Linked DNA regions of Homo sapiens: all the other regions are linked to region 1. A link is a contact called in ENCODE Hi-C or POLR2A ChIA-PET data. All regions are on one chromosome and are shown on one strand. The core of a region is the stretch at or near the end of the contact, and the rest is flanking DNA. Distances in the headings are between cores, read along the strand shown. Region 1 overlaps ARAP1 (ArfGAP with RhoGAP domain, ankyrin repeat and PH domain 1). Region 2 overlaps ARAP1 (ArfGAP with RhoGAP domain, ankyrin repeat and PH domain 1). Region 3 overlaps ARAP1 (ArfGAP with RhoGAP domain, ankyrin repeat and PH domain 1).

What was found. Hi-C counts contacts between places; a loop is a spot of excess contacts on that map. ChIA-PET counts read pairs that join two places held with the same protein, here RNA polymerase II (POLR2A). Pooled maps may share reads with other maps.
Region 2: a loop to region 1 is called in a map of CD8-positive, alpha-beta T cell, with 7 times the contacts of the local background. The contact joins two enhancer-like sites. A Hi-C loop is called at or near these places in 5 of 168 maps with a recorded cell type or tissue (B cell, CD4-positive, alpha-beta memory T cell, CD8-positive, alpha-beta T cell and 2 more), 1 of 37 single-sample maps with no recorded cell type and 9 of 50 pooled maps. POLR2A ChIA-PET finds 5 or more read pairs at or near these places in 13 of 52 experiments (A673, BJ, Caco-2 and 10 more).
Region 3: a loop to region 1 is called in a pooled map, with 2.0 times the contacts of the local background. The contact joins two enhancer-like sites. A Hi-C loop is called at or near these places in 4 of 168 maps with a recorded cell type or tissue (B cell, CD4-positive, alpha-beta memory T cell, CD8-positive, alpha-beta T cell and 1 more), 1 of 37 single-sample maps with no recorded cell type and 10 of 50 pooled maps. POLR2A ChIA-PET finds 5 or more read pairs at or near these places in 5 of 52 experiments (GM12878, HEK293, OCI-LY7 and 2 more).

The regions. Positions count from the first base shown.
Region 1 is chr11:72,682,938-72,685,927 of GRCh38, forward strand. It overlaps ARAP1 (ArfGAP with RhoGAP domain, ankyrin repeat and PH domain 1), which reads right to left. Exons shown (of 35, transcript NM_001040118.3): 35 at 2,132-2,744. The coding sequence ends at 2,727. Among named protein-coding and RNA genes, the nearest start is that of PDE2A, 10 kb to the left of the region's middle. RefSeq lists an enhancer at 1,797-2,356. Within about 2 kb of position 1,480, at least 10 of the 41 ENCODE cell types and tissues checked have a DNase peak (open chromatin) inside an H3K27ac peak, as active enhancers do.
Region 2 is chr11:72,716,896-72,719,595 of GRCh38, forward strand. The region is part of intron 3 of ARAP1 (ArfGAP with RhoGAP domain, ankyrin repeat and PH domain 1); the gene reads right to left. Among named protein-coding and RNA genes, the nearest start is that of ARAP1-AS2, 18 kb to the left of the region's middle. RefSeq lists enhancers at 229-729, 1,034-1,534, 2,619-2,688 and a silencer at 2,309-2,388. Within about 2 kb of position 1,281, at least 2 of the 41 ENCODE cell types and tissues checked have a DNase peak (open chromatin) inside an H3K27ac peak, as active enhancers do.
Region 3 is chr11:72,736,710-72,739,654 of GRCh38, forward strand. All of the region lies in intron 1 of ARAP1 (ArfGAP with RhoGAP domain, ankyrin repeat and PH domain 1), which reads right to left. Among named protein-coding and RNA genes, the nearest start is that of ARAP1, 14 kb to the right of the region's middle. RefSeq lists enhancers at 1-160, 331-430. Within about 2 kb of position 1,607, at least 17 of the 41 ENCODE cell types and tissues checked have a DNase peak (open chromatin) inside an H3K27ac peak, as active enhancers do.

The sequences.
Region 1 (2,990 bases), core at 230-2,729:
CTCCCCTTCACCTGCAGTGCCCTCACCATCCAGGCTCTGACGTGCCTCGGCCTTCTTTCCCAGGGCTCCCCGTATTCCCCAGGGGCTAGGCCTGGATTTGGGTTGGTCCTTGAAGCCCTGTCCTCCTCCCCCAATATTTCAGTATTTCAACCTCTACCCCAACCACACCTGGCAAGGCCTCCGGTCTTCAAAGCTGGCTCAGGAGCACTTCCTTGTCCAGGAAGCCCCTCCCTTTCCAAGAGCTGCTCCTGGCCCCTCTGCAGGTCCAGGTCTGGGGTCTTCAACTCATCCATGGCAACCCAACTTCAAATAATATGTGAATGAGCAAACCATCCAGGGTCCCAACAGGCCCCATTTTTAGGAATCCTTGCGACAAGGACCAGCAGAGCCTCCTGCCCCTAACCCATCCAACACTGTTGTCACAGGCATATTTCATTCCGGCTGAGGCCCTGAGGCTCCTGTTTGGATGTCACCCCTACCCCTTACCAGAGGGAAATCACTTTAAGCCATCACTAACTCCTGACAGTTCAGACCCCCTGCCTCAGGCCATTTCTAAGAGGAGAAAAGGGTTGGAATCAGGAGGGGAGTCAAAGAGGGAGACCCCACCAAAGTAGGGCAGGGGAAATGGACCTCAGGCCTGCTTCACGAGCATGGTGTGACCTTGGGAAAGTTGCCTCCCTTCTCTGGGCCTAGCTCCCCCTTGCCAAGAGCAGACAGTGCAGGGGGCACAGGGGCCGATTCACAGCAGGTACTTGGTAGAAGGCTGTTCCCTCCTCTTCCTGGTTCCCAGAGCCCAGGACTCCAATGCACATTCCTGTATGGTGCTGCCTTCCAGAATGTCACCAGCCTGCAGGCCAAAGGCAGAACTGGGTCCCGCTTCACACCCCAGCAGAGAAAGGTCTGGGCCAGGACCACCACTCAGGCATCCTCCAGACCCTGCTTTGATTCCAGCAATGATGAGTGGTCCATGGCTGCCGCCTTGTGGCCTAGTGCAGGACTGCAGCCAGCACGCTGAGCTGGGGCAGTGGCCTTAGCAGAGCAGGGGGCGCCTCCAGTCTCACCCACTCAGGTGGGCCTCAGGGCTGGCTGGGCAGTGCAAGGTCAGATCCAGGAGCGGATTCCAGCCCCTCAGCACTTGGATAAGGGGGTCCAACCTGTCCTGGCTGGAGGCAGAAGGGTCAGACATTCGACCTGTGGATCTGGCCAGAGCGACCCACAGGAGGTGGGAGACTCAAGGGGCTTAGCCCCAGCCTGTGAAATAGGTCAGTAGGACTCAGGGAACCGGTTCCAGTCTCCTGCCATATACCTCCCCTTCCTGAGACAGCGAGAGGGAACCTGGAGTCCAGCTCCCCAAGTCTTCCGCTGGACCCAGGCTCCCCACTGAGCTGGATGCCTGAGTCGGAGGTCACATGGCCCATCCCCACCCACTCTGCCCAGCCCCACTGGCTGAGGCTAAGGATGGAGGTCAGCCTGTCCGCCCACTGAGCCCCCGAAGAGCGGGTGGTAATGAGGCTCTAGGCAGAGGCGGGAATGTGGTGTCTGGCACCTCCCCAGGGAGTCCCAAACCCATCTCTGAGCAACTCATTATTTCCTCTGCAGGCCAGGGCCTCATCTTCTTAGTGGAGATGGCCAGGCAGTGCCCAGTGAGGGCAGCCCCCTGGTGCATGGCAGGCCCCACCTCTGGAGGGGTAGGCACTGGGGCCACAGGTGACCCAAAGGTGCTTCTTCTCAATTTCCTCAGGCTCCTGTGGCTCTGACCTTGTGTCTCCAGCAGGGGGCTGCTGCAGGGCTGCCAGGCCTGAGTCACTGACACACCACACCCAGGCCCCAGCTGGGACTCAGACTCGGACTGCAGCAGGACAGGGGCTTGTGTCCAGCCAGGGTCAGTGCTGGCCAGGAAAGGACCGGCATTCCCAGCCTGGCTGCAGGATAGTACAATGGGGAAGGCATGGAGTCAAGCCAGGGCTCTGCTTGGGGAAGGGGGTCGTCTGAATAGCTCAGGGCCTGGAGAAAGCAAGGCCTAGGTTCTCAGCTTCAGGCACTAGGCACTCACCCCTGGGCTTCCCGACCTCCTGTCCCCTCCTACCCCAGGACGCCCAATCCCCTTAGCCAATCACAGGCCTCAGCACCATAGGGTAAAATATACAGATATATTTATATTATCAAAAAGTCCCCAAATTGGGGAAGGGGCATCAGGTAGTCTGGACCCCCCACTCAGCCCAGACTGGAAGGAAGGCTGAAGTCCCCAAAGCGCAGCTCTCAGCCCTGTAGAAGCTCAGCCAAGAGCTCCCTCCCCGTGAGCTGAGTGCTCCTCTACAGCACCCGCTTTCTGCTGTTCTGGAGTTTGTTGGGAGGAGCAGGGGGCTCCCTTCCGGCAGGGCCCCAGGGCCTCACGCCTCTGAAAGGGTGGTGGTCCTCCCAAGTTCCTGACTTATGCCCATCTCTCCAGCCCCACAAGGACAGTGAACCCGGTGGGGTGAGCAGGTTGGGCCAAGAGGTCTGAACACCTGGACAGAGTTGGGAGAGGTTCCTGCCCAGGCTGACCCCTGCTGCCTCCCACCCCTGCCGGGGAACCCCATGCTGCAGTCAGGATGGAGGATGTGGGTTGTGGGGTGCAGTTTCCCATGCACCCCCCGCTGGCTCACATCAGGCCTTGGAGCATAAGGGGTGTCTGAACAGAAGGCTTCCAGCGGCGGAATCCTAGAGCCAAGGATGGGCTCCTGTGCTCAGACGTTGCGCAGAAGCTGCAGGAAGGCAAGAGACCCACAGGTATTTTGTGAAGGCCCAGAGGGGCTGGCGCCCCGCTGAAGCTGCTGCAGCTGCTGCAGCCACTCTCCACTGCCAGCCGGGGAGCACTCCAATCAGCCAGGCTCCCAGCTCCCAGGGCCAGGCAGAGGGGACTCCCAGCTTCCAGGGCCAGGCAGAAGGGGCTCCTTTGAATGGTGTGAACCAAAGAGGCCTATGAGGGCCCCCACCAAGGCTGGAGGGAG
Region 2 (2,700 bases), core at 31-2,530, 34 kb after region 1:
CTGTGGGAGTCTTGAGTCGGAACGTACTCTCACAGCTGGACCTATGAAGACCCCCTGGTGGGCACTGCACCAGGCCGTCTCCCCTACATGACCTGAGTCCCTTTGGGGCAGGGGCAGCATCTGACTTGGTACCCCCGCAGCCCAGTCAGTAGCAATAGCATGTGGACAAGGTGGGTGGACAGGTGGGCAGGTGGAAGGGAAGGCAACGGAAGGGGTGAACGATGACCAAGCAACTGAGGGAGTGCCTGAAGGCCCAAGAGCATGAGCTGGGGTGCTGGCCCCAGCTGGTCACCTGCGATTCCCTTAGAGACTTCTTGATGGGCAAATCAATCCATCACTGCTGCCTCCCAGAGCCCAAGAGGAAGGCGCCTTGGAAACCCGGCCTGGGATCAGCAGAGAGCAGAATTCCAAGCTGTCAGGCCAGGGCCAGTCAGACCTCAGTCCAGGGAGGTGGGGACAGGTGCCATCTCTCCAATGCCAAGCAGGATTGAGGGAGCCTGGCTCCCAAAGCTCCCCCAGGTCTGAGGGCCAGAGCTGAGGGGAAGGTGGTAACCATAAATAAAAACTGCCCACCTGCTCGTCCGCATCCCTGGGGTCCGGCAGCATCAGCCCCCCTCCTCTGGCACCACAGTGCATCTCCCATCACTGTCCTGATCAACTGCGACGGGTCTGTGCATCTTGGGCAGCAGGCACGTTCCCTGAAGCAAGCTCCACACCCTCCTTCCTCATTGGGGTAACTCCAGCACTCAGCAGGGACTTACAAACACCTGGATTCATTAATTGTGTGTATGCGTGTCTACATGTGTGTGTTCCCAGCCATTTTCTGAGCACTTGACATGGATTCTTCATTCATCTACTCACAGCGCTCTGTAAGGCTTGTCATGATTCCACTTTACAGAGGAGAAAACCGAGGCACAGGGATGCTAGGTTATTTGTTCTTGGTGCCACAGCTGGGATGTGAACCCTGGCAGCCCAGTACCACAGCTGAGCAAATGAGGCCATGCCAGGGTCCCAGGGCTCCTCTGAGGCCAGCCTCCTCCCATGGGCAGCCAGGTCTCAGGACCCATCTGAGAGGGAACACATCACTGCCCTGCCCACGGCAAGAAGGGAGAGGGAAACAGATGCAAAGGGCTCCTCTCCCAGCAGAGCTTCCACAGGGAAGGGACCGTGTCTCACGAAGGTGGAACACAGGGGCCTCTCGGAAGCATCTGGGAAATTCTAGCCACCTTCTCCAGGAAGTCTCCTGGCTGCTCCCTGCCTGCCTGCTTACCACAGGGTATCAGGGCACTGCTGAGTCAGGACGGAGCCCAGGAAAGGAGAAGTGCTTTCAGGAAGGCACAACATGTGGGAAAACCCCAGGGAAAAGGCAGTGACCCCCTACCGAGAACAGGGCCCACAGAATGCCCCCGCCATAGCCCAAGTCCCAGCCTCTCACTGCTTGCACCCCTAAGAGTAGGCCCCGCTCCAATCCCGAGGTCCAGCTGAGGCCCGGCTTGGATGTCACCCACTGACTTGTCACCCACTGGACCACGTCCTCAATGGCGCCACCTCCAAGCCTTCACACAGTTTCATCCTCCTCTGCCCTCTCCCTCCCGTAGCCCACAGAAGCCCACCTCCACCTCAAAATGCAGCTCAGCCGGCCTCCTCCTCTAGGCAACCTCCAAGATTCTCCCACAGAGCTGCTCCCCACTCACCCCGCACTGCAGCTCCCTCTCCCCTCTACCCAAGGGGCATGTGAACCCACCTGCTTACCCACTATTCCCGAGAGACTAGGCACCCCGGGCAGCTAAGGGGTTGGTTCACCCCAGCCTGGGCCCTCAGCCTAAATCTATTTTATAGAATCAGAGAAAATACATGCAGCAGACCTCATGCCTGGGGGTTAGGTGACATGGTGGGTAGGCAAAATGCAGAATGGGTAAGAGGAGGGTGCAGCTTGTGCAGAAGTTGAGAGGCAGACCATGGACATCCCATCCTCATTGGGGTATCTCCAGCACTCAGCAGGGACTTACAAACACCTGGATTCATTAACTCTGTGTGTGCGTGTCTACGTGTATGTGTTCCCAGGCATTTTCTGAGCACTTGACATGGATTCTTCATTCATCTACTCACAGTGCTCTGTAAGGTAAGGCTCGTGATGATTCCACTTTACAGAGGAGGAAACCGAGGCACAGGGATGTTGGATTATTTGTTCTTGATGCCACAGCTGGTATTTGAACCCTGGCAGCCCAGCACCACAGCCGAGCAAACAAGGCCATGCCAGGGTCCCAGGGCTTCTCTGAGGCCAGTCTCCTCCCATGGGCCACCAGGTCTCAGGACTCATCTGAGAGGGAACACATCACTGCCCTGCCCAAGGTCACCCTCCTCTTACCCATGACCACATAATTCATTGTATAAACCACAAACACTTCTAAGAGTTAAAAGAGGCACTATTAATAACTATGTCAGGGCAGCAGGCATAAACAGGGCCTGTCCCACGTCAAATGAGATGTGTGGTTACTCAATTAACTAGAGACAGGGCTTGGAGCCAGGCAGACCTGGGCTTGAACTCAGCTCAACTCATTGGTTTGGGACCTTGAGCAGGTCCCTTCCTCTCCGAGCCTCAGTCTCCAGGCTTACTGATAATTCAGTAAAGGAGGGCCACTTGCACATGGCATCAACAGAACCTCTTCACCTTGAAGGAGACCCAGGCCCTACAGGCTG
Region 3 (2,945 bases), core at 357-2,856, 54 kb after region 1:
CTGTGCCAACTACAGTCCCACCCCCACTCAAAGCCTTTCCATGGTTCCCAGTGCCTTCGAGCACTCCTTGGTCTGTCATTCAACTTCATCCAGCTCTGACGTTTACAGACGAAGAAACAAACACCCACAGGGAGGAAGTGACTTGCTCAAGTTGTCAGTGACATACCCCAACCCCCAGCCAGGCTGGGCTGGCCCTGTCCATGACTTCCTCCATGTCACTTCTCACAGTAGGCACTGGCCTGGCAAACAGGGAGCCCCCAAAGTTGTCTGCTGACAATGAGTGAGTAAACCACATCCTCCCATCTTCAGGTGGCTCCAGGCCAGCTCCTCCAAAAAGTCTGCCCTGACTGCCCCCTCAAGCTCCTAGTCCTCTGAGGCTGAGCCCCATATCTCGGCACTGCTTCTGCTCTCTCTTTGGTTGCTTGTTTTGTGGGGGTCCACCTCCACCCAATCCCCCATGTATCCTGGAGTATCCTGAGAGTCCATACCCCTTCTTATCTCCTCTGCTGTCCACAGTGGTGCCCAGGACCTGGCTGGGCTCACAGGTGCACTCAGTCCCAGTCCAGAGGTAAGGGTCGCCTGGAATCTCTAATCCTTGTCAGCCAGTCCTTCTTCACGTCTGGCTTGAGTACTTCTTGCTGGAACCAAAACTTTTGCCCTTCTGTCCTCTACCTACCATTTCAACCCCAAGGTCAGAGTTCAAATCTCATCACCCCTTCTCTGTCCCAGCCCAGCAACTCCATGGTAATATCTCTACCCACTACTGACTAGTGACCTGTTTCACCGGCCCAGCAAGAAGATGACCCAGAGCCTTAGCCAAAGACAGGCACCCTCCAGCTTCCTTCTTTCCCTAAATGCACACCATTTGGCAACCATGTGCCCAGCCCCTGCTAGATTTTCTCCTTCATCTCATTTGTTCTTTTTTTTTTTTTTGAAACAGGGTCACTCTGTCACCCAGGCTGGAGTGCAGTGGTGTGATCTCAGCTCACTGCAACCTCAGCCTCCTGGGCTCAAGTGATCCTCCTACCTCAGCCTCTCCAGAGTAGCTGGGACTACAGGGGCATGCACCATGCCTGGCTAATATTTGTACTTTTTGTAGAGATGGGGTTTTGCCACGTTGCCCAGGCTGGTCTCGAACTCCTGAGTTCATGCGAGCTTCCCCTCTTGGCCTCCCAAAGTGCTGGGAGTACAGGCGTGAGCCACCGCACCCAGTCCCTCATTTGTTCTTATAACAACCCTAAGGCCTGTGATTCTTCTCTATGTCAATGTCATGGAAGCTGTGTGAGGTAGAAACTCACCAGGTCACCTGCTGGAGCTCACGGGGCCTTCAGAGGACGTGACTGCTTCTGTCTGGTGAAGTAAGGGAGGCTTCTAGAAGGAACCCCTGACTTGGGCCTTGAAGGATAAGTAGGAGGTGGCCAGGTGGAGGCCATTCCAGGCAAAGGGGACTGGGTGTGCAAAGCCCAGGGACAGAAAAGGACCTGGTGAATTTGGTGACAGGAGATGTCAGTGGGGTGGGAACAGAAGATGTTTAGAGAGAAAGGCTCAATGGCTGGCCCTCCGTCACCTGCATAGTCTGCTGACCGTGTGGGTGTGGCTCTCTCTTGAGGCCTCCCTGAGCCTGTTTTGCATTCTGATTTGCATGAGTCAGCCCTGGATCAGGGCAGCCTTAAAGGTCCTAACCCTTTCCACACCCAGCTCTGGAGTCCTCTTGGCCAGGCCGCCTCCCCTGATTGCATCCTCAGCTCCCCTCCGCACAGGCCTCTGCCCTGGGTTCAAGGAAAGACCTAGCCCTATGGGGAGCAAGGAGGGGAGGAAGGCAGGCTAGGGGTCCTAACTGAGGCCTCAGCTTGTCCACCACCACCTCCCTTATACAGCCTCATCCCCTACCCTGGGCCCAGCTGTCCCAGCACAGGCAGGCAGGGCAGCGACCCCAGCATCCAGACCTCAGGAAACTCCTCGGAGCTCCCCAACAGGAACCAAGAACATACACAGCCAGCTCTGGCCAGGCCTGGGTCTACAAACCACACCCCACTGGTACCACAAATGCACACCTCACACTACCTCAAGGGCCACACATCTCCCAGGGCCACACACACCTACCACCCCACCCAATGGCCACACCTCAGATCTGCCCTTTCCCACCACACACAGCTCCTACCAGCAATTCAACTGTGTGCAACAACCCCACAGCCCAATACCCCACCCTTGGCCCCCTCCCCGGCCCAGTCACCAGGTGATACCTCTGCATAGGGCCTCTTCGGTCTGCTGCCCTCCTGGGCCTTCTCCAGGCTCCGCTCACTCAGGCAAGAGTGTTAGAGGCACTTCCGCAGATATGAGGAACTAGTGGGGGCTGGGTTCCCAGCCCAGAGGGTGCAGAAGTGGCCCCCACGCCTCTGCAGAAGCCACCTCCCTCCAGCCCTGCCAGGAAAGGCAGCAGGTACAGCCTTCGAGTGGGCAGCTGACCGATCTCTGGGCCAAGCAGCCTATTTTCCATCTCTCGGGGACTGGTGGCCACCACATAACAGTCTCAGGAAGGCACACTGGGGTCTCCTGTCCTACCCCAGGCCGCATCTCTGCCCTATAACTCTCCCTGGCACCAGGAGATTCCTGTCCTGGCCCATGTGTGGTGTGGCCTGTCTTCTGGGGTCTCCGGAGTGCTGGTGGCTGATGGGGAGCAGCCCCTCAGGGCAGTGAGGACTGAGTGGGACCCCAGAGCCGGGGGAATGAAGAGCTGCCTCAGCTTGCTGGTGGGGAGTTGGGGGTCTATCAGCAATGTCCCTCGGCTCCAGGCCTGGGCCCCCTCCCCACCCAGTATGCAAGGCAAGTCTGGTTCCAGTCCTGGCTCCACCATTTCTTGTCTGAAGCCTGGGGCAAGTCACATCACATTCTGAGCCTCAGTTTCCCCTCCACAAAGTAGAGCTGTCACTCCCTGCCTCCTAGAG